Regions from separate parts of the Homo sapiens genome. Here all the other regions are linked to region 1. The links are chromatin contacts, found by Hi-C or POLR2A ChIA-PET in ENCODE. All regions are on one chromosome and are shown on one strand. Each heading gives the region's core, a stretch centred on a gene start or an enhancer-like site at or near the end of the contact. The rest is flanking DNA. Distances are from core to core; before and after follow the strand shown.

What was found. A loop is a pair of places that touch in the nucleus more often than their neighbours do. ChIA-PET counts read pairs that join two places held with the same protein, here RNA polymerase II (POLR2A). Pooled maps may share reads with other maps.
Region 2: a loop to region 1 is called in a map of naive thymus-derived CD4-positive, alpha-beta T cell, with 4 times the contacts of the local background. The contact joins two enhancer-like sites. A Hi-C loop is called at or near these places in 1 of 168 maps with a recorded cell type or tissue (naive thymus-derived CD4-positive, alpha-beta T cell), 6 of 37 single-sample maps with no recorded cell type and 14 of 50 pooled maps. POLR2A ChIA-PET finds 5 or more read pairs at or near these places in 11 of 52 experiments (H1, HepG2, activated CD4-positive, alpha-beta T cell and 5 more).
Region 3: a pooled map shows a loop between it and region 1 (2.3-fold over the local background). The contact joins two enhancer-like sites. A Hi-C loop is called at or near these places in 2 of 50 pooled maps. POLR2A ChIA-PET finds 5 or more read pairs at or near these places in 3 of 52 experiments (HCT116, activated CD4-positive, alpha-beta T cell and activated T-cell).
Region 4: a map with no recorded cell type shows a loop between it and region 1 (5-fold over the local background). The contact joins two enhancer-like sites. A Hi-C loop is called at or near these places in 1 of 37 single-sample maps with no recorded cell type and 4 of 50 pooled maps. POLR2A ChIA-PET finds 5 or more read pairs at or near these places in 1 of 52 experiments (activated B cell).

The regions. Positions count from the first base shown.
Region 1 is chr16:11,048,041-11,054,235 of GRCh38, forward strand. It overlaps CLEC16A (C-type lectin domain containing 16A), which reads left to right. Exons shown (of 24, transcript NM_015226.3): 18 at 3,473-3,601. Among named protein-coding and RNA genes, the nearest start is that of CLEC16A, 110 kb to the left of the region's middle. RefSeq lists enhancers at 2,292-2,868, 2,869-3,446, 4,459-4,608. Within about 2 kb of position 4,416, at least 2 of the 41 ENCODE cell types and tissues checked have a DNase peak (open chromatin) inside an H3K27ac peak, as active enhancers do.
Region 2 is chr16:11,219,329-11,225,791 of GRCh38, forward strand. LOC107984859 (a long non-coding RNA gene) reads left to right here. Exons shown (of 4, transcript XR_007064984.1): 3 at 4,773-4,796; 4 at 4,894-5,636. Among named protein-coding and RNA genes, the nearest start is that of SOCS1, 34 kb to the right of the region's middle. RefSeq lists enhancers at 5,127-5,176, 5,657-5,736, 6,167-6,463. Within about 2 kb of position 4,988, at least 20 of the 41 ENCODE cell types and tissues checked have a DNase peak (open chromatin) inside an H3K27ac peak, as active enhancers do.
Region 3 is chr16:11,200,495-11,207,065 of GRCh38, forward strand. No RefSeq gene overlaps it. Among named protein-coding and RNA genes, the nearest start is that of SOCS1, 52 kb to the right of the region's middle. RefSeq lists enhancers at 770-1,969, 1,962-2,758, 2,792-2,871, 5,685-5,824, 6,145-6,234 and 1 more. Within about 2 kb of position 1,282, at least 10 of the 41 ENCODE cell types and tissues checked have a DNase peak (open chromatin) inside an H3K27ac peak, as active enhancers do.
Region 4 is chr16:11,295,673-11,302,119 of GRCh38, forward strand. All of the region lies in intron 1 of LOC105371082 (a long non-coding RNA gene), which reads left to right. Among named protein-coding and RNA genes, the nearest start is that of MIR548H2, 7.6 kb to the right of the region's middle. RefSeq lists enhancers at 1,811-1,990, 2,122-2,805, 3,259-3,308. Within about 2 kb of position 2,064, at least 19 of the 41 ENCODE cell types and tissues checked have a DNase peak (open chromatin) inside an H3K27ac peak, as active enhancers do.

The DNA.
Region 1 (6,195 bases), core at 3,166-5,665:
ATTCAAGGTGCGATTTGGGTGAGGACACAGAGCCAAACCATATCACTTGCTAATGAGGAAACTGAGTCAGAGAGGTCTAGTGATGTACCCAAGTCTGCCCGGCCGGTGAGTGGCAGAGCCACGCTTCTAGAGGAGGACAGCCCAGCCCCGCATCCCCCGTGCTTCTCCATGTATTATGTCCCTGCCTCCCTGTTTGCTGCTCCACTGGAATGTTTCAGCATGCAGCTCTCCCTCCAGTCTGTAGTGCCAGCACATGGGCTTCCTTCCTCCTCCCGCAGGCAGAATCGCGGGAAGCCATAGGTTCAGAAGATCCCAGCTTTCTCTGCTTTGCGCGTTTGTCTCTGTTATCCCAGCACCTGCCCTTGGCTAGGTACTCCATAAGTACGTGATAAGTGATCCTTCTTGTGGATATTACCCACCAAAGCATGTGTGATTTGGGAAGTTTATAATAAACCTAAGTGTTTTAAGTGTCAAAAAGAAAAAGGCAGCGTGCACTAATTGGCTCCTTGGCTTCGCAGCCCATTCCCTAGGAATCGGGACAGCTGGGCCCTCACCACGTCCTTTGTCACTGCATGTCTGAGGCTGCCGTGGAGCCTTTTCAGGGGAAAGGTGTAAATTGGCATAAGTCATCTCCAGAAACACCCCAGCAGCACCCTGTGCCAGGCCCCCGTGGGCTGCTCATCTACAGCCCCTCATCATTCCTCCAGCCCCTTCGAGAGAGGCTCAGTCTTCCACCCTTCAGACCATTCATTAGAGTGGAAGGGATTCAGTTGTCATTTGTTATTTCCTCTTACCCCCGAGACATCCCCCTGCAATGTCATTTCCTACAGTTTGGTTTCCTGTTTGGAAATGTCAGGCTTCTATGGCACTTGACCATGTGGGAAAGCTTGAGCTCTTAAACCCCTGCTCAGTGTCTGCTTTTGACAATGCAACCTTGAGTGCATTGCTGAAATTCTGAGCCTTGATTTTTTTCTTTTTTTTTTTCGAACAGAGTTTTGCTCTGTCGCCCAGGCTGGAGTGCAAGTAGTGCGTTCTCGGCTCACTGCAACCTCTGCCTCTTGGGTTCAAGCAATTCTCCTGCCTCAGCCTCCCGAGTAGCTGGGATTACAGGCGCCCACTACTACGCCCAGCTAATTTTTGTATTTTTAGTAGAGACGGGGTTTCACCATGCTGGCCAGGCTGGTCTCAAACCCCTGACCTCGTGATCCGCCCGCCTTGGCCTCCCAAAGTGGTGGAATTACAGGCGTGAGCCACCGCACCTGGCAATTTTTTTTTTTAAATCCGTAAGGTGGGGGATCCCTACCTCATAGCCACCCAGGCTGTATATGAAATAGCCAACAAGAGGCCTCATGGGTCCATACACAACAACAAATACTCATGGGTCTATACACAACAAATACTTCCTCCCCCTCCCACCATGGGGAGCTTCCCAGGTTTTTTTGTTTGTTTGTTTGTTTGTTTGTTTTAATCAAACATGTATTGTGTGTCCTATACAATGCCTGGCATTCCAGAGAAATACAAAGGTGCCACGCCCTTGCTCTGTATCTGAAAATCAGTCCTCAGCCTTCAGGAATGCAGCTTCTGAGTGGAAGGGGGTGGGGACAGGCCCTCCAAGGCCAGCTGCTGTACCAAAGTCAGACCATGACTTGTGACCTTTCCTTCATTTCCCTTATTGCCTCTGGTTTAATGCAAAAGGTTCAGTGAGGTGATGGCCTAGCTCTGCCCCCAGCAGGCCTGAGGGGTTCACTGGGAAGGTTGTAGGGGGCAGCAGGAGTAGAGGGGAAGGGAGCTGCAAGTGAATGAGTGAGGCAGGAACTGCCACCCCTGCGGGGTTAGAGGATTTGGAGTGGGGGACCTCAGGCTTCTGGAGGAAAGTACTTAAAGTGTCCAAAAGAAGAAGGCAAGCAGCATGCACCAAGTGGCTCCTTGGCCCTCTGGCCCATTCACCGGGTGTCTCAGTATGTTTTCTGCAGCTATAACAGAATACCACAGACTTAATTTATAAAAAAAAGAAATTTCTTACAGTTCTAGAGGCTGGGAAGTCCAATATCAGGTGCCAGCATTTGGCGACGGCCTTCTTGCCACATCATCCCATGGTAGAATGCGAAAGGGCAAGACAGAGCAAGAGGGAACAGAACTCACTCTTATAACAAAGTCACTCTCACCATCATTGAGCCACACCTGCAATAACAACATTACTCCATTCATGAGACCCAATCCCGTCTTGTTAGGCCCTACCTCTCAGCACTGTCACACTGGGGATTAAGTTTCCAACACATGAACTATGGGGGACACGTTCAAACCATAGCACCAGGTATCTGGGCCACTGAGCCCTCGCTACATCCCTGCCCTATGTAGTCAGCTTTACCTAGCAGGAGGGGGAAAGTGGTATGTTTGAAGCCCACTTTCTGAAAAGAGAAGACACAAGGAAAGCTTGTGATGTTTGAAAGAGTAAAATGAATTCTGCAGAAAGCTTACCCTTCGTCTGTGAAGCCAGGGAAATGAAATGTTAGTGTTCAACAACACGTGTGCATTGATTACTACTACTGATGCAGCAGAGATCTGGGAGAGGTGGCAGGGAGGGGATGTCACCCTGTGTCTTAGTCCTCAAAGAAGGCTTCGCAGAGGTGGTGTGGAAAGAGGCCGTCAGCTCTGGCCCAGTGGCCGTGGGCATGCGCCTTTCCTCCTCTGAGCTCAGTGTCCCTTTTATGATGGGCCCACCAGCACCTGCCGTCCAGCAGGAGGTGATCCCAGCACGTGCCTGGCACTTAGTAGATGCTCCAATAATGATTGTGTTATATTATCCCAGGTAAGATGTGAAGGGGACAAGGAAGGAAGGGGAAACATTGGTCCTAGGGTGGGAATCACAGAGGCCCTGGAGCAAGACAGGCCTGGGCTCATGTCTTGGCTCTGCCACCCACCAGCTGAGCGACCTTGGATCCATTTTTCTGCTTCTCTGAGACTGTGTTCCCTCATCAGCAAAGTGGGAAGCAGCTCCTCAAAAGCCCTTAGGTCACAGCTTGCAGCGGAATCAGCTCTCGTTAAACGGAAGCTGCCATCGCCATAGCTGTTATCATCACTGGAAGGACAGAGAGGAGGAAGCAGGTGGCAGACGGGCTTGCACCCACAGGGATAAAGCATACCTGGCCTCCTGCTGAGAATCCCTGTCCCTGCTGAGGTGGAGAGAGAATGCGAAGAGGAGCAAGCTTTTCACAGCAAGGATGCAACTTCTCAAGAGTCTGAGCTGCTGCTTCAATTAAAGGAAAAATCTGCAATTTAGAAAACCAAAAGGCATATTGCTCCCTTATCTGGCTGCCTCTGTGCTTTACTTCAATCTAAATCCAGGATTTAGATCACTCATTTACATTTACTAAATGCGGTTGAAGGCGAGGGGCCTGTGCAACCTCCCCCGGCCCCTTCCTCCTTCCAAGTAAGGAATCTGCTTTGAGGTTTCCTGTAATGTCTCTTCTAGATGAAGCCCATGAACGTGGAATATCTCATGATGGACGCCTCCATCCTGCTGCCCCCAACAGGCACGCCACTGACGGGCATTGACTTCGTGAAGCGGCTGCCGTGTGGCGATGTGGAGAAGACCCGGCGGGTGAGTGAGCACAGGACCTGTCATCTCCTGGGCCACTGTTCTCCAGAACCACTCCCAGACCAGGGAGGAAAGGGCTTCTTTGTCAAAGTCAAGAGCCTGCCCTCAACACAGCTTAGACAGTGGATAGAGAGTACCCATTTGCCCCCAGGCATGACTTTCCAAGGCATGTTTTTACCCTTTGGGAAGTAGGGTTTGGCATTCCGTTGCATCTGGCACCCAGTGTTGGCTGCAGAGAGGTAGCCTTCACCAGTGCAGACAGACAAGCCCTGAGCTCAGGAGTGTAAGGCAATGGGGCCAGTTTTCTGTGAACCATCGGGGGTGAGCACGGTACATCCAGTGCAGGTGAGGTTGGTGTGAAATCGTAGCCCAGCGGTCTCAGGACCCCCAGAGATAGTGCGATGTTAAGGCATCTACCTGCTCTTGGGACACAGTCAAATTAAATGTGAATCTCACCAGCCTGCAGGACAGATATGTGTGAAAAGATTAGTTCTCAGAACCAGCTGCAGTGTGTGCTTCCGTTATCAGCCCTTTTTTTCCGAAGCAGGTACTCTAGGAAGCAGTGTCCTCAGGGGTGTTCATGGTATTTTATCTCCCGGGTAAGATCAGAGTTTCTTTCTTAGAAAGCACCATCACCTTTTCCTAGAAAATCATTCACTGGAGACATGAGTATTTGTGTATAGTTCAGAGGAATTCATTGCACACAGCTCCCCTTGTCAGCCTTTATCATCTGAGTTAATTCGTGTGTGACAGAGGTGTTTCACTTTTGGATTTTGCAAAACAGGAATGACCTGTCATTTGCACCTCAGACACGAGGAGTCTGAACCTTCCTCCCTGCAGCTGGTGGTTCTACCTCGGAAGCCTGGGGGTGCAGAGGAAGTGGGACCCATGTGTCTTGAGTCAATCCACATTTCCAACTGTCTGACCAAACCCACAAGCCTCACCGCAGGACCCACCCTGTCCGGCCCACTGACGCCTTCCTTCCATGTCCTCCCTGCCAGGCACACGATTCTGTTTGTGGGTGGCAGTGTTTGCACTGGACGTCCTGGCATCAGCTTTCACTGGAGGACTGGTTCTGACAGATGTGTATGTGTTGCTTCATGATGCTGACGTGCTCACCCCCAGCCAGGGCTACAGCATCCTGTGCCAAGAAGGCCCCACCTGGGAGATCCCCCCGCACCCCTGAGCCAGAAGGTCCAGAGGACTGAACGCTGAGCACTGCTGCTCTGGATTCCACTTTGCCTTTTTGTTGTTGTTGTTGTTGTTGTTGTTTTGGAGGCTGCAGTGAGCTGTGATCCATCCTGGAGTGCAGTGTTGCGATCATAGCTCACTGCAGCCTCAAACTCCTGGGCTCCAGCCATCCTCCCACCTCAGCGTCGGTAGCTGGAACTACAGGCACAAGCTACCACACCTAGCTAATTTTTAGATGTTTTATAGAGATGAAGTCTTGCTAAGTTACCCAAGTTAGCCTTGAACTCCTGGCCTCAAGCCATCCTCCTGCCTTGGCCTCCCAAAGTGCTGAAATTACAGACATGTACCACCACACCCAGCCCACACTCTACCTTCTTTTGGTTCACAGTTCATCAGGGTTTTTCTTACCACTTCTATGAACACATAGCCTCTGTTATGAAGTAGATCAATTCAAATCAGTTCTTTATGTGAATTTCCTCATTAAATTCTATAACCATCCTAGGAGATTGGCACTATTATTATCCCCATTTTACAGAGGAAGAATTTTTTTTTTTTTTAGACAGGGTCCTGCTCTGTCACCCAGGTTGGAGTGCAGTGGTGCCATCTTGGCTCACTGCAACACACTCTGCCCCCTGGGGTCAAGCAATCCTCCCACCTCAGCCTCCTGGGTAGCTGGGATTACAGGTGTGTGCCACCACACTCGGCTAATTTTTGTATTTTTTGTAGAAATGGGGTTTTGCCATGTTACCCAGGCTGGTCTTGAACTCCTGGACCCAAGCGATCCGCCCACCTCGGCCTCTCAAAGTGCTAGGATTACAGATGTGAACCACCACGCCCTGTCCACAGGGGAAGAAATTGATGCATGGAGAGGTCTGGTGATTTGCTCAAGGTCACCCAGCTAGTGAGTAGCTGAGCCACAAGTCAGCCCAGGCAATGTGGCCCCCAGAACCTAGACTCTTAGGCATTCTGATCCACTGCTTCCCACACTGCCTTCTTGAGATCTGCTGGCTCTGCTCAGGACACTGGGACAGCAAAAACACAGCCCCAGTCCTGAAGAAATCAGAGCCTTAGAGGTCAAAGTGGGAAGAGACAGTGGCAGGTCATGTGGCTCAGGCCATTATTCAAGCAGCATTAGGTCAGGTCACTAATCCCACCTGGAGCAGGAAGTGGGACAGGCATCAGATAGGGAGGCATAGGCCCAGAGACAGGTGGCACATTCTGGCACCAACACGGCAGTGATTGCAGCTGGAGCCCACAGGAGGATGTGATGAGGCTGGGGGTGCTGGCAGGAGCCAGATCACGGGAGCCTTGGAGCCCCTTGAGAACCTTGGCTGTCACCTCTTAACACAGTTTCATGACCTCATGCCCTGCTGGGCTGGGGCAGATGGTCCTGATCCACAGGCGAG
Region 2 (6,463 bases), core at 3,738-6,237, 170 kb after region 1:
AGCAAGAGGACAGATATGAAAGCAAAGAGGCAAATGCAGCCTCTCTCTGTAAATGCAACATTGAGCAAGAGCCTTAGACCGAGTGACTTCCTGCTCTGGGCCTCAACTTCCTCCTCTGCAAAATGGGGATAACATCCTATCTTGGACCGGACCCATCATGATGACAGTCAAGAGAGATAATCCAGAGAAGGCTGCCAGTACCCAGGCTGACACGGGGTAACAAGCACTACAGACTTGGTGGGGCTGTTGGTGGAACATCCCCAGCCCCCCAGAAGTCACCAGTGCTGCCCACTGGGGGATATTTTCCATAGGACCCTTCTTAGATTTTAATACAGGAGGGAGCAGGAATGGGGGAATTAGCTTTGAAGTAATGTCCCCTTGCCTGTCACTGCCTTTTTTTTTTTTTCTTTTTTTTGAGACGGAGTCTCACTCTGTCGCCCTGGCTGGAGTGCAGTGGCATGATCTCAGCTCACTGCAACCTCCGCCTCTGAAGTTCAAGCGATTCTCCTGCCTCAGCCTCCTGAATAGCTAGGATAACAGGGGTGCACCACCACGCCTGGCTAATTTTTGTATTTTTAATAGAGATGGGGTTTCGCCATGTTGGCCAGGCTGGTCTTGAACTCCTGACCTCAAGTGATCCTCCTAACTTAACCTCCCAAAGTGCTGGGATTACAGGCATGAGCCACTGCACCCAGCCTGCCACTGCCTTTTGTATAGAAGTGTTCCAGACTAGTTTGTGCTTTCTAAAGGCTGAGTGTAAGGGAATGTGTGGTGTATGTTCATAGTAGGTGTGTGATAACATGTGAATATATGCATGCGGGGTATTTGTGCGAGTGTGGAAGTGTGTAAGCGTGTGTGTGAGAATGCATGGCATATGTATATTGTATAAGAGTGTGTGGTGTATGAGATGTATGGTGTGTGTTTGCGAGGGTGTAATGTGTTTGGGCGTAGCATGTGTGTGAATGCATTTGTGTGAGTGTGTGTATGCTTGAGTGTGTATGGGTGTGTGGTGAGTGTGAGAGGGGCTGCAGGATGAGAGTCGGATTCTCCATCTATGCTTCTCATATAGAGCTCCAGAAGGTCCTTTTGAGAAATCCCCAAACCACAGCCTGCTGGGCCCTGTGTCAGGGCAGAGTCGGGGCCGGGGTCCAGGTGGGCTGAGGTTTTTCAACTCGAGACTAAGCTCCTTCTGCTGGGTGTGTGACCTTGGCAGCCCATGAGACCCCTTCTTCTGTGCTTCAGTTTCTGTTCGGTGTTTTGTTTTGTTTTGTTTTGTTTTGTTTTGTTTTGTTTTGTTTTGTTTTTGAGATAGGATTTCATTCTGTTGCCCAGGCTGGAGTGCAGTGGCACAATCATAACTCACTGCAGCCTTGACCTCCTGGGCTCAAGCCATCCTTTTGCCTCAGCCTCCTGAGTAGCTGGGACTAAGGGTGCACAACAGCTAATTTTAAAAATTATTTTTAGTAGAGACGGAGTCTCACTATGTTGCCCAGGCTGGTCTCCAACTCCTGGGCTCAGGTGATCCTCCCACCTCAGACTGACAAAGTGCTGGGATTACAGGCATAAGCCACCATGCCCTGCCTGTGCCTTGGTAAATGGGGGTAAAATGGGGGGTAATCACTGGACTTCCTAGGATGGTTGTGATGTGAGTGCTTGGCCCAGGGCTTGGGGTGGTGGAAGGCATTAGCCACCTATTATTATCAACTCTGGCTATTTATGTTGCTATTTTCTCTCATCATTATATTTACTTCATCTAAAGAAGTGACAGTGGCCCTCAAGAGGAGGATGAAAATCAGCAGGGCTGGCCGTACGGAGTGTTGTTCAGGATGGGGAAGCCCAGCGACTCTCAGGTGCCACTATGGGCAATGGAAGTCATTCAACCCATCTGAAATATGAACGGTGTCCACAAAAGCTAACCATACACATACCCTATACCCAGCAATCCCAGTCCTGGGCAAAAACCTGGAGAAACGAGGCACCTGCCCACCACAGGCCTGCACATGCAGCATGGCTCAGGATAGCCCCCAAGGGGAGACAAATCCAATGTCCACCAACAGGGTCATGGAGAAATAAAGTGTGAAAGAGGAGCCGGGCGCAGTGGCTCACGCCTGTAATCCCAGCACTTTGGGAGGCTAAGACAGGGGGATCACTTGAGGCCAGGAGTTCGAGACCAGCCTGGCCAACATGGGGAAACCCTGTCTCTACTAAAAATACAAAAATTAGCCAGGTGTGGTGGCGGGTGCCTGTAATCCCAGCTACTCAGGCGGCTGAGGCAGGAGAATCACTTGAACCCGGGAGGTGGAGGCTGCAGTGAGCTGAGATTGCACCACTGCACTCCAGCCTGGGTGATGACAGAGTGAGACTCCTTCTCAATAAAAAAGTAAAATACAATAAAAATAAAGTGTGAAACAGCCATGCAGTGGAATACCACTCAGCAATGCAAAAGAACAAACTCCTGCCGTACACGATGTGAATGAAACTCACAGACATGGCGTTGAGGGAATGAGATGAGCTAGAAAACATCCCCACTGTCCACTTTCACTCATCTGAAGCAACAGGCTAAACTCATCAATAGTGTCAAAAGTCAGAGGAGGGGCTGCCTCTGGCCAGGAGGTGGGGAGGGTCTGAGGGACCGTGCTAGAGACGCCCTGGACCTCAGTCTGGGTGGTGCCTCTGTGGGCATAAAACTATGTCAGAACTCACCAAGTTGGACACTCAGATGCGTGCATGTAAGTGATTGTGTTTTCCCTTGATAAACACTTTTTTATGACACAGAGTCTCCCTCTGTCACCCAGACTGGAATGCAGTGGCACCATCGTAGGCCACTGCAGCCTCAAACTCCTGTGCTCAAACGATCCTCCAACCTCAGCCTCCCTGGTAGCTGGGACTACAGGCATGCACCACCATACCTGGTTAATTTTTGTATTTTTAGTAGAAACAGGGTCTTGCTATATTACCCAGGTTGGTCTGAAACTCCTAGACTCAAGCGACCCTCCTGCCTTGGCCTCCCAAAGTGCTGGGATTACAGGCATGAGCCCCTGTACCCAGCCGATAAACACTTTTTGAAGTCCTTTTTTTTTTTTTTAAAGTAATGAATGGATTGTAGGAATCATGGTAATAAAAGACTGATTCATGCTACATAAAGTGGATGAACTTGAAAATATGTTGAGTGAAAGAAGTCAGACACAAAAGGCCACTTACTGTATGATTCCATTTATATGAAATGTCCAGAATAGGCAAATCCACAGAAGAAGAAAGTGGATTAGGGTTGGCCGGGCACGGTGGCTCACGCCTGTAATCCCAGCACTTTGGGAGGCCAAGGCGGGTGGATCACAAGGTCAGGAGATCGAGACCATCCTGGCTAACACGGTGAAACCCCGTCTCTACTAAAAAATACAAAAAATTAGCCGGGCGTGGTGACGGGCCCCTTTAGTCCCAGCTACTCGGGAGGCTGAGGCAGGAGAATGGCGTGAACCTGGGAGATGGAGCTTGCAGTGAGCTGAGACGGCGCCACTGCATTCCAGCCTGGGCGACAAAGCGAGAATCTGTCTCAAAAAAAGAAAGAGAGAGAGAGAGAGAAGGAAGGAAGGAAGGAAGGAAGGAATTAAGGAAGGAAGGAAAGAAGGAAGGAAGGAAGAAAGAAAGAAAGAAAGAAAGAAACAAAGAAAAGAAAGAAAGAAAGAAAAGAAAAAGAAAGAAAAGAAAGAAAGGAAAGAAAGAAAGAAAAAGAAAGAAAGAAAGAAAGGAAAGAAAAAGAAAGAAAGAGAAAAAGAAAGAAAGAAAGAAAGAAAGAAAGAAAGAAAGAAAGAAAGAAAGAAAGAAAGAAAGAAAGAAAGAAAGATAGATTAGGGTTTACCAGGGGCTGGGACAAGGGCGGTTGGGCGGGTGACTGCTATGAATATGGGGTTGTATTTTAGGGTGGGGAAAACATTCTGGAACTAGACTGATGGTTATATAACACTGTGAACGTACTAAATGCTACCTAACTGTACTTTAAATTGGTGATTTTTATGTGATGTGTATTTTACCACCTTTTTCTTTCTTTCTTTCTTTTTTGGAGACAGATTCTCACTCTGTCACCCAGACTTAAGTGCAGTGGCATGATCTCAGCTCACTGCAACCTCTGCCTCCCAGGTTCAAGCTATTTTCATGCCTCAGCCTCCCGAGTAGCTGGAATTACAGGTGTGTGCCACCACACCCAGCTAATTATTGTATTTTTAGTAGAGATGGGGTTTCACCACGTTGACTAGGCTGGTCTCAAACTCCTGACCTGAAGCAATTCTTCCACCTCAGCCTTGCGAAATTCTAGGATTACAGGCATGAGCCACTGTGCCTAGATGCCACCATTTGTTTTAAAGTAATTAATGGGGCTGGGTGCAGTGGCTCATGCCTGTAATCCCAGCACTTTGGGAGGCCGAAGCGGGCAGATCACCTGAGGTCAGGAGTTCGAGACCAGCCTGGCCAACATGGTGAAACCCCATCTCTACTAAAAATACAAAAATTAGCCAGGCGTGTTGGCATGCACCTGTAATTTCAGCTACTCGGGAGGCTGAGGCAGGAGAATGGTTTGAACCCTGGAGGTGGAGGTTGCAGTGAGCCAAGATGACGCCACTGCACTCCAGCCTGGGGGACAGGTGAGACTCCATCTCAGGAAAATAAATAAATAAAAATAAATAAATAAAGTAATTAATGGTAAAACAAAAAAAGTTGAACTTTGCTCTGAATCTTCACAGTATGCCTACATGTGGTGCCCTATTTTCTCTGTTTTGCAGGTGGGGAAGCTGAGGCCCAGAGAGGTGAGTGGCATGTCCGAAGCAGCCCAGCGCAGGGTGCGAGGTAGGCAGGGCTGGGCCCCCGGGCCTTCCCTGTGAACCATCTGCCCGCCGGTTGCAGGAGGCAGTTCCTGGAAAGCAAGCGGGCCGAGTTCCTCACAGAGATCAGAAGAGCAACAAGATCTCCAGGCCAGGGCAGAGGTCCCCGCCCTGGATGCTGGTGACACTTCCCCTGGGCGGGAGGGGCTGGGAGCATGCAGATCTCAGCCCTGAACAGCCTGTCCTCTCGCCTCGAGGTTCTTGGTAGGCTGGGAACAGCCTGTCCTGCTGAGCTTCCTGTCACCTCTCTAGCTGCCCACACGCCGCACAGCTGCCACCGCCGGCCCTGGCCCGGGAGAGGGGGGTCTCTGGGGATCTTAGCAGGCCATGGTGGGGGTGTCTTGGGGCCAGCCTGAACTGAAAGACCATCACAGCTTGCAAGCCACCTCCCTGCTCTGTTGCTGGCTCTCCTTGAAGACAAGTGTTTTTCAATTAACCAAAGCGGTGCATGGCAATGTGATAGGGGAATGAAACACAGCAACAGAATCAATGCCCCACGCTGGGCAATAGCCGACTTTCTGTTCGCTCCCATCCCTTCCTTCCCTCCCCGCCTCCTTCCCCTGCTCCTTCCATTCCACAAACATTTATTGAGCACCCGCTGTGTGCCAGCCACTGTTCTAGGCCCTGAAGACACAGAAGTGAACAAAAAAAAAGAGTCCCTGTGCACATCCTGGAGGGACTTTCCCCGTGTGTGTGTGTGTGTGTGTGTGTGTGTGTCTATACAGTGTATGGAGACAGTGGATAATAAAAGCTGTTTATGAGGCACTTTCTCTGAGCTGTTCCATGTGCTTCACTTATACTCATTCAGCTAATCCTCAGGACACCCCCGTGAAGTCAGTGATATTAGTCACAGAGGCCCAGAGAAGTGAAGTGACTTGCCCAAGGTCACACAGCCAGCAAGAGGCCAAGCCCGGATTGAACCCCAGCCGCCTGGCTCTGGAGCCTGCAGCATAACCACAGCAGGGAACTGCCACCGGAGACAGACATCGACAGCCACTAGGAGATGTTAACCAACAGGCTTGTCTTCACGGCACGGCCCCCGCTTCACCAGCTGCACTGTTTGATGAGCTTTGCAGGTCCCAGATCTTATAAGCTCATGGTGATTGATCCAAATGATGCAGAGGTCGGCCTAAAGTTAGAAGTGGGCCCCTCTCTGCCCCAAGACAGCCCTTCACCCCAATTCCATTCCCACAGTTTGGGCATCCACCCAGGCTGCCAAGCCAAGCGGGGGCTGCCCGGGTTAGCAGGGACCTGGCCATGGGCCTCCTCAGCTAGGGGCCGCCTCTCTGAGGAGTGGGTGCCCCGCCCCTCCGTGGGCCGCCTGGTTTCTCTTATTGGCAGCGTCTGTAGTCCCCTGGCTCTGTCACCCGCAGCTATTCTAGGCCTCTGGTTCCTTTCACTTTCTGCTCTGCGTCTTCCTGCCTCGGTGGTTCCCCACCATCCAGCCTGAGACCTCCCCGTTGCCCGCCCTGGGTTTCTGTCTGCTCCTCTCCGTGGTGGCCGGCCCTGGCTCTGCCCCAAAGCCATGGAGAAGGCCAAATGCAGGCTGTAGAAAGGTCTGGGATCAGATCCCCCCATCCTTCCATGGCCAC
Region 3 (6,571 bases), core at 32-2,531, 150 kb after region 1:
AGGGACTCAGACTGGCCTTGATCCCTGGTCATGACTTTCGTGGGAGCAGGAACAGAAACCCCAGTATGAAGGCAGGACCCTGAAGGGCTTCCCCCATCCCATGGGAAGGTACATCACCCTCTGCCCAGCCTAGGAACAGCCCGAGATTGGATAGCGGGAAGTCTAAGAAATTGAAAGTCTGAGCCTGGGAGTGTGGGGGTGGGGCAGGGCAGGGGAGACTGAGGTCTGGGTTGATTCTACTCTGGGTTGCTGGAATCTCATGCCGGGAATTCAGTGTGAATGCAGGTCCCCAGCTGGTGAAATCCCTGGAGTATTACTCAAACTCAACGCATCCCTTTTGGGAAACGTCTCGTCCTGAGGGGTGTGGGAGCCCAAACGTGCACAGGCACACGCAGCAAATCTCCCCGCTGAAGATGAGCTCACAATAAAGCTTAGAAACCACCAGAAAAATCCACCACACGGGAGAATCCACAGACAGAGCATCAGGCACAGCAGGTCCATCTGGGTGGTCTGTGCTGGAGTGGCTTATAGATCTGATGTCAATATGAAATCGCAGCTCTGTGGCTGCAAAACCCCCTTCCCGTTTACACCCCCAAATCCTCAGTCACCACCGCTTCTCACAAATGCCTCATGGGAGCATGAGTTTTGTTTTGAGGGATACAGGGAAGAACTGACATTTCTGCTGGGGTCCACGGGATTGAGGAGCAGAGGGAGCCCATGTGCAGAGGTGGGACTATAGGAAATCCGGTCCAGTTCCGTACATTTGGGAGACTGGGGCTGGAGAGGCTGTGAGGATGTGAGTCCTTGGAAATTAGAGATCTGCAGGGGAAGGCTTGGCTTTCCACAGGGGATGGAACTCAGGTTTGGGGGCTCTTACTTAGCCTAAAGAGACACTCGACTCTCCCAGGGTCAAGGGGAGGAAGCCTGTGCTGGACCCAGGTGGTGAGCTGAGGTCCCTGCTCTCGTGGGGTGAGGCTGGCCTGGGTAACTTTTACCTGGCCACGTGGCTACAGGAACACAGAAGGGGAGGCACAGCTTTGGGGGACGGTGACTTTTTTTTCTAGAGACAGCAGCAGGTCTGGATTTGAATCCGGACTCCACAGGGCGTTACTGAGTTTTCCCATGCCTCAGTTTTCCTCTCCATGTAATGGGGGTAATAATAGCTCTTCCTCCAGGGCACTGAGAGGACTGAATGAGAAAACCCACTTGACAAGGCAGCTGGCCCAGAGGACAGGCTGGGCGAATGGTCATGGAGTTTATTACTAATGAATGAAGGGCCGGACCCACAGATGAGTCACACAAGTGAGCCACTGATCGATCTGATAACAATGAATGGACAAATGAAAGAAATGAATCAATGAATGAAATGCTCAGGGCCTGCCTCCCAGCACCACAGAGAGGGGACCTGGCCCTGGGGAGGGGAAGGAGGGCAGGAGAGGCCCACCCCCTGAGTCAGCTTCCAGCAGCTCCAGCTCAGAAAAAGTTCAGCGGCCAGGTGACGGACACATGGCGCACACCTGTGACGCCCCCCTTAATCACTCCCCCACATCGTGCCAAGGGGATCGAAGGATTCCCCTGAGTCATCTTCCTGCAGGCCAGCCTGCAGCTCCTGCAGCTCCCGGTTCCTCCCCCTGGCCCGGCAGAGGGTGATTAAGGGCTTTTTGGGGGAAATGACAGTTAAAAGACTCAGCAAGGAGTGTCCAGCCTGGCGAGTCAGGGGCTGTGGGCAGGACTCAGGAAGGGCCCCCTGGCCCCTTCCTGGCCTCAGAGGGAGCCTCGTCCGAGTGGCAGGGCTTGCTGATCCTTGAAGTGGGAGAGGGATAGCCCCATCCACCACAATAAGTAATAGGAATGACAATGAAAAGTTTGTTGGGCCAAATTCTGTGCCCAGGGCTGCTCGTTTGTTTCTTCATTTAGTCCTCAGCTCCCTACCGAAGGCAGCCGTCTGCTGAAACCATAAGAAATTGCTGATTGCCTGTCTGATCTTGACCCACAAAAATGGCAATCTCATGTGTCATTCGATCTAATAGTCCCATTATTCCTATTTTGCAGAAAATCACGGCTCAGAGAGGCTGAGCAGCCTGCAAAGGAGAGCCAGGGATGCTGCCACCCAAGCCTGGGAGAGCCTTGGGGTGCCCAGGCTTGGGGCTGAGGGAGGCTCCTGGTCTGGGAACAGAAGTGCCCAGGGGACACTAGAGCAGAGCTAGGCTGCACCTGCCCCCTGGGGGAAGGGAGGTGGGGCCAACACTGGGGACGCAGGGCTCCCTCCTGGCGATCCCCAGGCTGGGGGAATTTGGTGCTGGGGATTTTGAGCAGTTAGAGGCTGGGTAGGGGCTTTCTTGCCTTCTGGCTGGGGCCCCGTGGGAGTGGGGGAGTTGGGGCTGCATCCATCTGTCCATCCATCCAGGGAGTCTCTCCAGTGGTGGCCGTCACTGGGGCCGTCTGCAGAGCCTCTCTGGGGCATTAATTTAACATGCAAAGGGGAACCCAGGGAGAGGGCAGTGCTGAACCCAGAGGGAGGGGGTGGGTGATGGTGGCATTTTGGGCAGACTTCAGTATGGTTTTCTCCCCAGAGAGTGTCTTTCTAGAACGTCTTTCTAGACTCCTGGGACACTGGTGTAATTGGCCTGTGAGGCCAACCAGCCCCAGATGTTTCTGGGAATTTGGAGACCTGCCCCCTGCAAGGGACTCAGATGCTTTCCGTGGAAGGGGCCAGGGAGGGGAAGAGGCACCAAGGTCTCACTGAACCGTCGTGGTCACTCTGAACATTCATGCCACTTGGCATGAGCCCTTCACTCTCCAGACTGTAAAATCAATACCTGGCCCAAATAGCAACAACAAAGAGCAACAATACCCCTTACCCCATCCACGTGGCACCTCCTGTCTGTCTCCAGGGCGCTGCGCTTCATTAAGCACCACACACCCAAGAGCTCAAGGGAGTCTCATGACTAGGCATCTGCAGGGGCTCCTCTGTTTCTCATCTTTCAGGAAACCAAGGAAAAACAGAGAGGTTGAGTAACTTGTCCAGAGTCACACAGCTCTAAGAAGTAGAGTCACCTACTCCAGAGGCCAAGGCAGGAGGATCAGTTGAGCCCAGGAGTTCGAGGTCAGCCTGGGCAACATAGTGAGACCCCCATCTCTTTAAACACAAAAAAGTGGAGTCAGAAACCAAACCGAAGGACTCTGGACCCTTGTACTCTTGGCTGCACACATCTTACCCTCCTGAAGAAATGTTTGCTGAGATTACAGACTTGGTTAAATTCATGACAGTCCATCTATGCCATGGGGCCATTAAAATAGTGATTTGGAGGCCAGGCGAGGTGGCTCACACCTGTAATCCCAGCACTTTGGGAGGCTAAGGCAGGCAGATCATCTGAGGTCAGGATTTCAAGACCAGCATGGCCAACATGGTGAAACCCTGTCTCTGCTAAACACACAAAAATTAGGCGGGCATAGGCCGGGCGCGGTGGCTCACGCCTGTAATCCCAGAACTTTGGGATGCTGAGGTGGGCGGACCACAAGGTCAGGAGATTGAGACCATCCTGGCTAACACGGTGAAACCCCATCTCTACTAAAAATACAAAAAATTAGCCCAGCGTGGTGGCAGGCACCTGTGGTCCCAGCTACTGGGGAGGCTGAGGCAGGAGAATGGCGTGAACTCGGGAGGTAGAGCTTGCAGTGAGCTGAGACTGCACCACTGCACTCCAGCCTGGGCGACAGAGCAAGACCCCATCTCAAAAAAAAAAAAAAACAGGCGTGGTGGTACATGCCTGTAATCCCAGCTACTGAGGAGGCTGAGGCAGGAGGATCGCTTGAACCCGGGAGACAGAGGTTGCAGTGAGCCACCACTGCACTCCAGCCTGGGCGACAGAATGAGACTCCATCTCAAAATAAAATAAATAAAATAAAATGGTGATTTGGAGTATTGCTTCCCTGGGAAAATGCTCATGGTATGTGTATCCTTAGAGGAAAAAGCAAGTTGTAAGAGTTTGGAAACCATAACCCCATTTTGTTCATTCAAAAATTATTTGCATAGAAAAATGACCAGAAAACAGTTACAAATTACAATGTTGGCAACGATGATGCTGAGGAGGAAGAGCAGGGGCCCATGGAGAAGGACAGGGTCCATACCACCAGGTATGTGCCACCACTTTTTCCTGTGATGCCAGGAAAGGGGGCATCCCCATTGCTAGGGGTCTGAAGACCTGGAGTGAGAGAGAGAATGGCTGTGCCCATGACTGGAGGCTCAGGGCTCTGAGAGGTGGAGTCAGGGGTCTGTGGGGGAGGCAGTGGGTGATCCCTCAACCACGTGGCTTGTCCTTCCCACGCCTGCAGAGAAACATTGGTCACCCTGCCTTTGCCCCAGCTGGCTGCTTTCCTGGGATGTGACCTTTCACGTTGGTGGCCAAACCTGTCCATCCTTGACACTAGCTCAGACATCCCCTCCTCCAGGAAGCCTCCTCAGATGTCACTGGCCAGGCATTTGCCTTCCTTAGTCTTCTGGATCCCTAGTCTAGGACTGAGTGCTTCCTGCCTCCTCACTGCCTCTGACTTCTCTGGGGGGTTGATTTAACACGGCCACGGGGGCTTATTTCCATAACCCCAGCCTCTGCCACAGGAGCCGCTATAGGGTTGAGCTTTACATCCTCTCAGTGGGCTCGTGACCCCGTCATCCACACCTTCCCTTTTATCGGGTCCCTTTCATGTGGTGTCTCATCGACTCCTTACCATAGCCCTAACGGATGGACATCGCTATTCATTCCCATTCTACAGATGCAGAAACTGAGCTTCAGGGAAGCTGAGGAGCTCACCCTGGGTCATACGGCCAGCAAGTGGCACAGTCAAGATCCGAACCCAGGTCAGGCTGTGTCCACAGGGTATCTTGGACAGGGCTAAACTTCCACCACATTGTCTCTTCATATAATGTTGAAATCTGGCTTCTCTTTCAATAGCTGCCCCAACGCGGCCGGAGCACTGGGACTAAGGCAGACGTGAGCGCTAGTATCGCAGTCACCAGCACTGCTACAGCGCCTTCCCTTTTAGTGCCTCCTGTCAACGCTGAGAGGTAGTCACAAGTATCCCCATGGCAGATGTGGGAGGACTGAGGCCCATGAGGTCCAGGGCTCCAGGGGCACCTGGCTCTGATGAGGCTAAACTCAAGCTTGCCCCTTCTCTGCACCCCAAACTCCTGGTTTCTGGACCCAGCTCAGCACGTGGAGCCTTGGGTCACACCCAGCACCCAGTGAACGGCATCCGAGAAACACTCTTCCTGCTGAAAGCCTGGCTTTCTGGAAGGGAGCTGGGGGAAACTGGGAGAGGATGGAGGGGGGCCAGGTAGCAGATAGCCACACTCCTTGCGGCAGGAAGTTCTACACATCATTTCTGGGAACCAGGATAGCTTGGCAGTAACTCGGCGCACTTTGACCCCAATAGAGCACCCAGCTGTCACTGTTGACAGCCCCCCTTCCTTCCCAGGGGATGCTGCTGAGCTGCTTGGAGCCTTCATGTCGGACATCCAGGTGGGCCTGGGGACAGCCTTGGAGCTCCCGGGCCACCTGTCTGGCCACCACCGGATGGAGTGCCCAGATGGGGCTTCTGCCAGCTGTCCAGGAGGCAGCCCAGGCTGGGACATCCAAGCTGAGCCCTGAGCTGGCCTGGCCTGGCCCAGCCCGCACTGATGAGGCAATGTGAGTCCTGTTTCCTGTTACTGTGGCTATGCAAATGGGGGGAAATCAGGGCCTCTCCTGGGGTAGGCTTCCCGGAATGATGGCATTGATTGTCCCAAGAAACCTGGCCCCAGTGGGGCTGCTATGGGAGGGCAGTTGTCAACGGCTAAGATCCCTTTCCTGGTGCATCTCTCCTGCGTGCTGGGCTACATACTGCTGGGAAAAGCTTCTTCAGCCCAGACCTAGGTCATCACTGCATGTCCACTCCCGGACCCACTGCCCATGAGAGCTGGGCTGTGGCTTCCACTTCTTGTCACTGCATCCCCAGCTCCTGGTACATCGTGGGAGTGGGGCGGACAGGACCAGGAAGTGGGTGGCCTCAATGGCTCTCAGCCCCTGGCCTGGAGATCACCACACCCTTCTCTTTACACATAAGGAAACTGAGGACACCAGACTGGGCCAGGGACTTGCCCACGTCTCTCTGCCTCGCCCAGACATGCCGCAGCAGCAGTGGCAAACTTCTGCTTGCCCCCAGAAGCCAGCTGAGTCTTCCAGGTCAAGTCCCTCTCCTGCTCCCCACAGTCCTGTCACACCCCTGGCTGCTCCCCAGGTCAGCCTCTCCTAGGGGTCGTTCTCAGCTCACATCTGACCATGCCACTCCCCTGCCCTGGCACCTAGCCCTCACTCAAAGCCAGGCCTCATAAGCCAGCAGTGATTGGGTACCTTCCACCCTGAGTGGTCTCATCTCTTGACAACTCTGCCTCACACATTACCCCTGGTGATGCCAGAACTCCTTGGAATTCCCCCTTGCACCTCTGTGGCTTTGCAAAGCTGTTGCCTCAGCCTGAGAGGATGCCTCCAACACCTTTCTTTCTCTCTTTATTTTTTTTTTCTGAGACCGAGTC
Region 4 (6,447 bases), core at 814-3,313, 250 kb after region 1:
CCTCTTGATGGACACTTGGGCTGTTTCCAATTTTCTGCCATTATAAACAGTGCTGCTGTGGCTAGAATTTCTCTGGAATATATTCAGTGGACTAGCAGTTCTCAAATTTTAGCATGCACCAGAATCACCTAGAGGGCTGGTAAAGACACAAGGTTCAATCTAGAATCCCACGTTGCATTTACGCTACTACTTTTTCTGTTTTTTCCTCTTAAAAATTAAAAAACAAAAAATAGAAACGGGTTCTCACCATGTTTCCCAGGCTGGTCTCAAACTCCTGGGCTCAAGCAATCCTTCCACCTCAGCCTCCCAAAGTGCTGGGATTATAGGCGTGGACCACCATGACCAGCCCTATTCCTTTTTAAATTAATAGTAATAATAAGCAAACCTGGAAAAGACCCCACACGTCCAGAGGTGTTCAGGTGAGGAGTCGGGGGAAGGATCATGAGACAGGATCAGCGTCTTGACCCAGACTTGCTTGGGCCCTGCAAGGACCTGTGGGACCTCTGGGCCCCTCTCACCTCCAGACAGGGCGGCTCCTCCCCACACCCAGCTGGGTGGAGTGGGTGACCTATCTATACTGCTGGCCCTGTGGGCCCTGTAATTAGAGAGATCTACTGGAGTTCAGCATCTCTATGACCTAGGAGAGTCCCTACAAAGAGTCTCAGGCTTCCCCTCTGTGGAGGAGTCCAGGGTGGGGGTGAGAGGCTCTGAGGGGCTGCACTCAGAACCTGGGTCTTTCATTTATTTGGCAAATCTTAAATGTCCCAAGTATTCACCAAGCCTTGTGCTGGTGCTGGGGGGACAGCAGAGAGCCTGACACTCCCAGGGGGCTCCTCATCAAAGGGGAGGCCTACAGTAAACAAATAATTACACAAATAAATATAGAAAATGAACTGTCACTTGGGGAGGCGTGGGTCTTGGAGTGGGGTTTTGAGGTGTGAATAGGAGTTCACAAAGCCTCAGAGGAAGGGGAAGGACTACGTTATTCATAAAAATCTCACTGGAAATGAAAAACACTTTGAGGGTTCCGCTGTCTGTTGTCAGACTACCCAAATACCATTGCCAGGAAATTCCAGCAGGCCCACACAGCAGAGCGGTCCAGGGCCAAATAACTTCAAAAAGTAAAATTAGAAAAGCCTCTCTGAAAAGTAGCTGTACACCTAAAGTCTATGTTTAATGTGGCCCATAGATGTGTTTTGTAGGTTTGCTCTGATGTGGATTGGGGTCCCCCAAGCAGTTGTACCAGTCACACCTCTGAGCTCCTAAAGCAGCTCTGGCAGCCAGGCAGGAAAACCATGGGCAGTTTCTTATAAAGTTAAACATTCACCTACGCTGAGACCCAGCAGTCCCACTCTCAGGTATTTACCCAAGAGCAAAGAAAGCATGTGCCCATCAAGATCTGTGCACAGATATTCATAGGAGCTCTGCTCCTAATAATCCCAAACTGGGAAACGTCCCAAATATCCATCAACAGTGAGAATGGATAAACAAATTGAGGTACCTCCATACAATGGGACACTGCTCCCCAATAAAACATTGCAAACCATTGCACACACCACGTCATGCACCGCTCTCGCACGTGTTGTGTTGTGTGAAACAAACCAGACAAGAAGGGACGCATCCCAAGTGACTGATTGGTTTATGTACAGTTTAAGAACAGGCAAATCTCACTGCTATTTATAGATGGCACAGCAGTGGTTACCTCTGCTAGTGGGGCCGGGGGTCGCTTGTGTACTGGGAAGGGGCTCCAGGGAACCTTCTGGAGGCTGAGGGTGCCCTTGATCCTGATTTGAGTGGTGACTATATAGGTATAAAAAATGATCAAGCTGGACACTTAAAGTCAACATAGTTTATGCACTTTCACGTGTAAACATTATTCCTTAAGAAAATAAAAACAGCACCAGTGGCTCCCCCCTTCCCTGCAGACTCCCCCGACACCACCACCTCCTTCTTCGCCTTGCATCGGTACGATAAGGCACTTGCTTGACGGGAAAGAGAAACTCAGCTGCCAGCTGGGGTTCATTTGCACTTTCCCCCGCCTGGTCTGCGGTCTGGCTGTGCAGCTAGCCGCTCTGACGGGGAGGAGGGGCCCAAAGCCACTGCCTGCCGCCTGGGCAGGGGAGAGGGGCACGTGAGGCTCATGGCAGAGGCACAGCCAGCTTCTTGCATGTGCCCTCCCCGGGGAATGTCTGCAGAGCCCAAGACTGCCACGCCGTGGGCACAGCCCTGGCAACAAACAGCCACTTACCCAGTCACCATGCTCTACTTCTCAGCTGCAGCCCCACGGCCTGGACTCGCTTGCCCAGGCCCCCCAGCCACAAATCCTGGGCCCCTCCCTGAAACCTCCAGACACAAACTCACTTCAGGCTGGGGCCTTGGTTTCCCCATCTGGAAAAGGGGTGAAAAGCCCCATCTTTCCAGTGTAGCAGTCGAGGCATTTGCAGCAGGTGTTTGTGCTCAGTGTATCGATGTAGGAGGCTCTCAAAAAGGATGTAGAAAACATGAATAGTTATGAGTCCTGTTTTAATAAAATTAGAATAAAAAATAAAAGCCAGGCAAGGTGTTGTGCGCCTATAATCCCAGCTACTCATGAGGCTGAGGCGGGAGGATCACTTGAGCCCAGTTCAAGCCCAGCCTGGGCAGCATGATGAAACCCAATCTCTACACAAAATACAAAACATAGCTGAGCGTACTCCCTAGCTACTAGGGAAGCTGAGGTGGGAAGATTGCTTGAGCCCATGAGTTTGAGGCTGCAGTAAGCTTTGATCACACAAGTGCACTCTAGCCTGGGTTACAAAAAATAAAATAGGCCAGGCACAGCGGCTCACAGCTATAATCCCAGCTCTTTGTGAGGCTGAGGTGGGAGGATCACTTAAGCTCAGGAGTTTGAGACCAGTCTGGGCAACACAGCAAGACCCCATCTCTACAAAAAAATTTTTAAAAAATTAGCTAGGCATGGTGGCGTGTGCCTGTAGTCCCAGATACTCAGGAGCTTGAGGTGGAAGGATCACTGGAGCCCAGGAGTTCAAGGCTGCAGTGAGCTATGATTGCACCATTGCACTCCAGCCTGGGTGACAGAAAGACCCTGTCTTTAAAAAACAAACAAACAAACAAAAAGAGTGAAAGATAAACAAATAATTAAATTTAAAAATAAATAGAACTAGAAGAGGAAGCCCAAACTATTTCTGAATGTGTTCATCTGAGAAGAGGGCAAAATGTAAAATACACACCAATTGTTTCACCATTATTTTCCCCCGAAGTTCGGATTAAAGAAAGGGAGGGGATTAGCGCTTCAACACACCTCCCTTTGTCCTGGGTGTCGTGCTTCAGCATGTGTGGATGGTAGCTTTGTGGTTAAAAAAAAAAAAGAAGAAGAAATGAGAGCAAAAAGTACTTTGAGAACTCTTTGTAGCTGTCACGTCCCCAGACCCTGTGGTGAGAACCTCCAGGGACACCTGTGAACATGCATGTTCCCAGGCCCAGCCTCAGGGGTCTGCACGTTTAAGAAATGGATGCACTTGTCTAATGATGAGGGCAATGGTGCCGGACACTGCCCACGTGTCTGCTCTCTAGGACAAGCCCTTGAGACAAGTATCATTATCCCGTTTAAAGACGAGAAAACTGGCAGGGTGTGGTGGCTCACTCCTGTAATCCCAGCACTTTGGGAGGCCGAGGTGGGTGGATCACCTGAGGTCAGGAGTTCAAGACCAGACTGGCCAACATGGTGAAACCTTGTCTCTACTAAAAATACAAAGATTAGCCAGGCGTGGTGGCGCACACCTGTAATTCCAGCTACTCAGGAGGCTGAGGCGGGAGAATCGCTTGAACCCAGGAGGCAGAAGTTGCAGTGAGCTGAGATCATGCCACTGCACTCCAGCCTGGGCCACAGCATGACTCCGTCTCAAAAAATAATAATAATAACACAAAATAATAAAGATGAGGAGACTGAGGCCAGCATGGCTTTGATTCTGGCGTGAGAGTCCACAGTCTGGAAGTATCTGATTTGGCACTCCTATCCCTGAAGGCCCCACTTTACAGGTGGACCAACTGAAGCTGAGGGAGATGACCAGACTTATCCAAGGTCAGGGCCAATGAGGGGCACTCAGGTCTGAGGTTCCCTTCATTTCCCCCAGGGGAACCTGGTGAAAGTAAGCCATGGATTCACCCCCAGACTCTTCTCTTGTGCCCTGAAACCTGATTTCTCTAAGACCCACAGCCTAGGAAGGCTGGGCCAGGGTGAGCCTGGATAGCTGCTTCCCCCGCCATTCCCCCACCCACCCCAGGCCAGCAGGCAGTCATTTCTTGTTTTCTGCCACCGCTGGGTGTTCTGCTCTGACGAGGAGGCCCCAGGTAAACAGTAAGGCTGCCTGAACATGCACTGCTGGCTCGACCTTCCCCAGGCCCCCCAGCCACAAATCCTGGGCCCCTCCCTGAAACCTCCAAACACAAGACCCAGTTTTGCATCAAATGAGTCTGCAGAGGGAGGGAAAGGAAGCTGCCTGTGGAGTCAGGTGGAACCTGGTCAGGTGTGTTTGTGTCTCTGAGCCTCAGTTTCCTCATTTGGACACAGAGCTGGTAAGATCAGCCTTGTAGATTCTATGTAAGGATTAGAAACATCACCAGGGTAGGGCCTGGCACATGTGCTGAGAGGCCGGAGGGTGGTGGTTCTAGCAGGGGGTCTGGAGCCCAGTGCTTGGTTTAAGTCCCAGCATAGGACTTAACTTCCCTCTGTCCACCCAGGTCACACTCAGAGGATATCTGCTGAGCACCTATGGTATACCAGGCACTGTGCAGGGGTGCTCTTGGCCTCAGTTTCCCCATCTGTCCAATGACAACTCTCACGGCCATTGCCTAATAGGGCTGTTGGGAGGATTAAATACCTTAGCAGTGCCTGTCACAGCAAGCAACTGAGTTTGCTGCTTCAGGGGCAGTGCCCCTCACGGGATGATGGTGACTCGATGACAAGTAGGGCAGAGAGTGCAGGCTGGGCCAGGACTGCTTTCCAAATTGGGCCTCTCTGTTCCCTTGCTGGCCTGGATTTTGAAACGCCTTGCTCAGGCTGGCCAAGCGTTCTTGGTCCTCAGCATCTGTCTCTCTCCTGGTGGCCTGTCCAGAGATGCATGGTGGTTTCCATGGACACCTTCTTCCATAAAAAAGAGAAAATGAAATTGTACTTACGACCACATTGGTATAACGACAAACGTAATGCAGGATGGATTTGTTATTACATTGTCATCATGATCCCATGTGTTCTCCTCCTTTCTTTTAAAAGAACTTTAAATGAAAACATTTCCGTGGGCACCTGAAGTGTCATAGCCCCAGGAGCTGTGCCTGCTGAGCCCACAAGGGGTCCACCCTGGGTGGGCTTTTTCAGATTGTAAATCCCCCCCATTACCTCTTCTTAGAAGGTCACCCTTGCCCGGGCGCAGTGGCTTATGCCTTTAATCCCAGCACTTTGAGAGGCTGAGATGGAAGGATCACTTGAGCCCAGGAGTTCAAGACCAGCCTAGGCAACATAGTGAGACCCCATCTCTAATTTTAAAAACAAACAAAAAAACAAGCTAAGGTCATGTGCAGGTGTGTTTAAAAAATAACAAAAAATTGGCCAGGCACGGTGGCTTACGCCTGTAATCCCAGCACTTTGGGAGGCCAAGGCAGGCGGATCACGAGGTCAAGAGTTCGAGACCAGCCTGGTCAATATGGTGAAACCCTGTCTCTACTAAAAAAATACAAAAAATTAGCCAGGCATGGTAGGGTGCGCCTGTAGTCCCAGCTACTCGGGAGGCTGAGGAAGGAGAATTGCTTGAACCCAGGAGGCAGAAGTTGCAGTGAGCCAAGATCAGGCCACTGCACTCCAGCCTGGGTGACAGAGTGAGATTCCATCTCAAAATAAATAAATAAATAAATAAATAACAAAAAATAAGCAAAAAAAAAAAAAAAAAAACAAAGCCACCCTTGTTGTGTTAGAAACTTGGAACTTCCCAAGGAACAACATTCCCCATCTAGACCTCACTGTTCTGAAACCTACTCCTCCTGCCCTTTTCCTTTCCTACTTTCCCATTTAAAGTAGGGTGCAGAGGACCCTGCTTGCCAAAGCCATTTGACTGACTGTGAGACTGTAGCCATGACCATGGAAATCACAGCTGCTAGCAGTGGTGGAGTATTTCACATATTTCACGTAAACCACTGCTCTCCCCAGTAGACAGAAGCCCAGGGAAGCCACAGAACGTGCCCAGAGTTATGCAGTAAGTGATAGAATCAAGATCAGCCAGAGATCCCCTGAAGTGTCTGATCTTCTTCCCCACAATGTCATATAAAATATCAGCAAGACCCTCAGTGGTGGATGTGAACTTATTAATTATATACATTATATTCATTTCCCAACGTTGTGGTAACAAATTCCCACAGACTGGGTGGCTTAAAACAATAGAAATGTATTCTCTCATG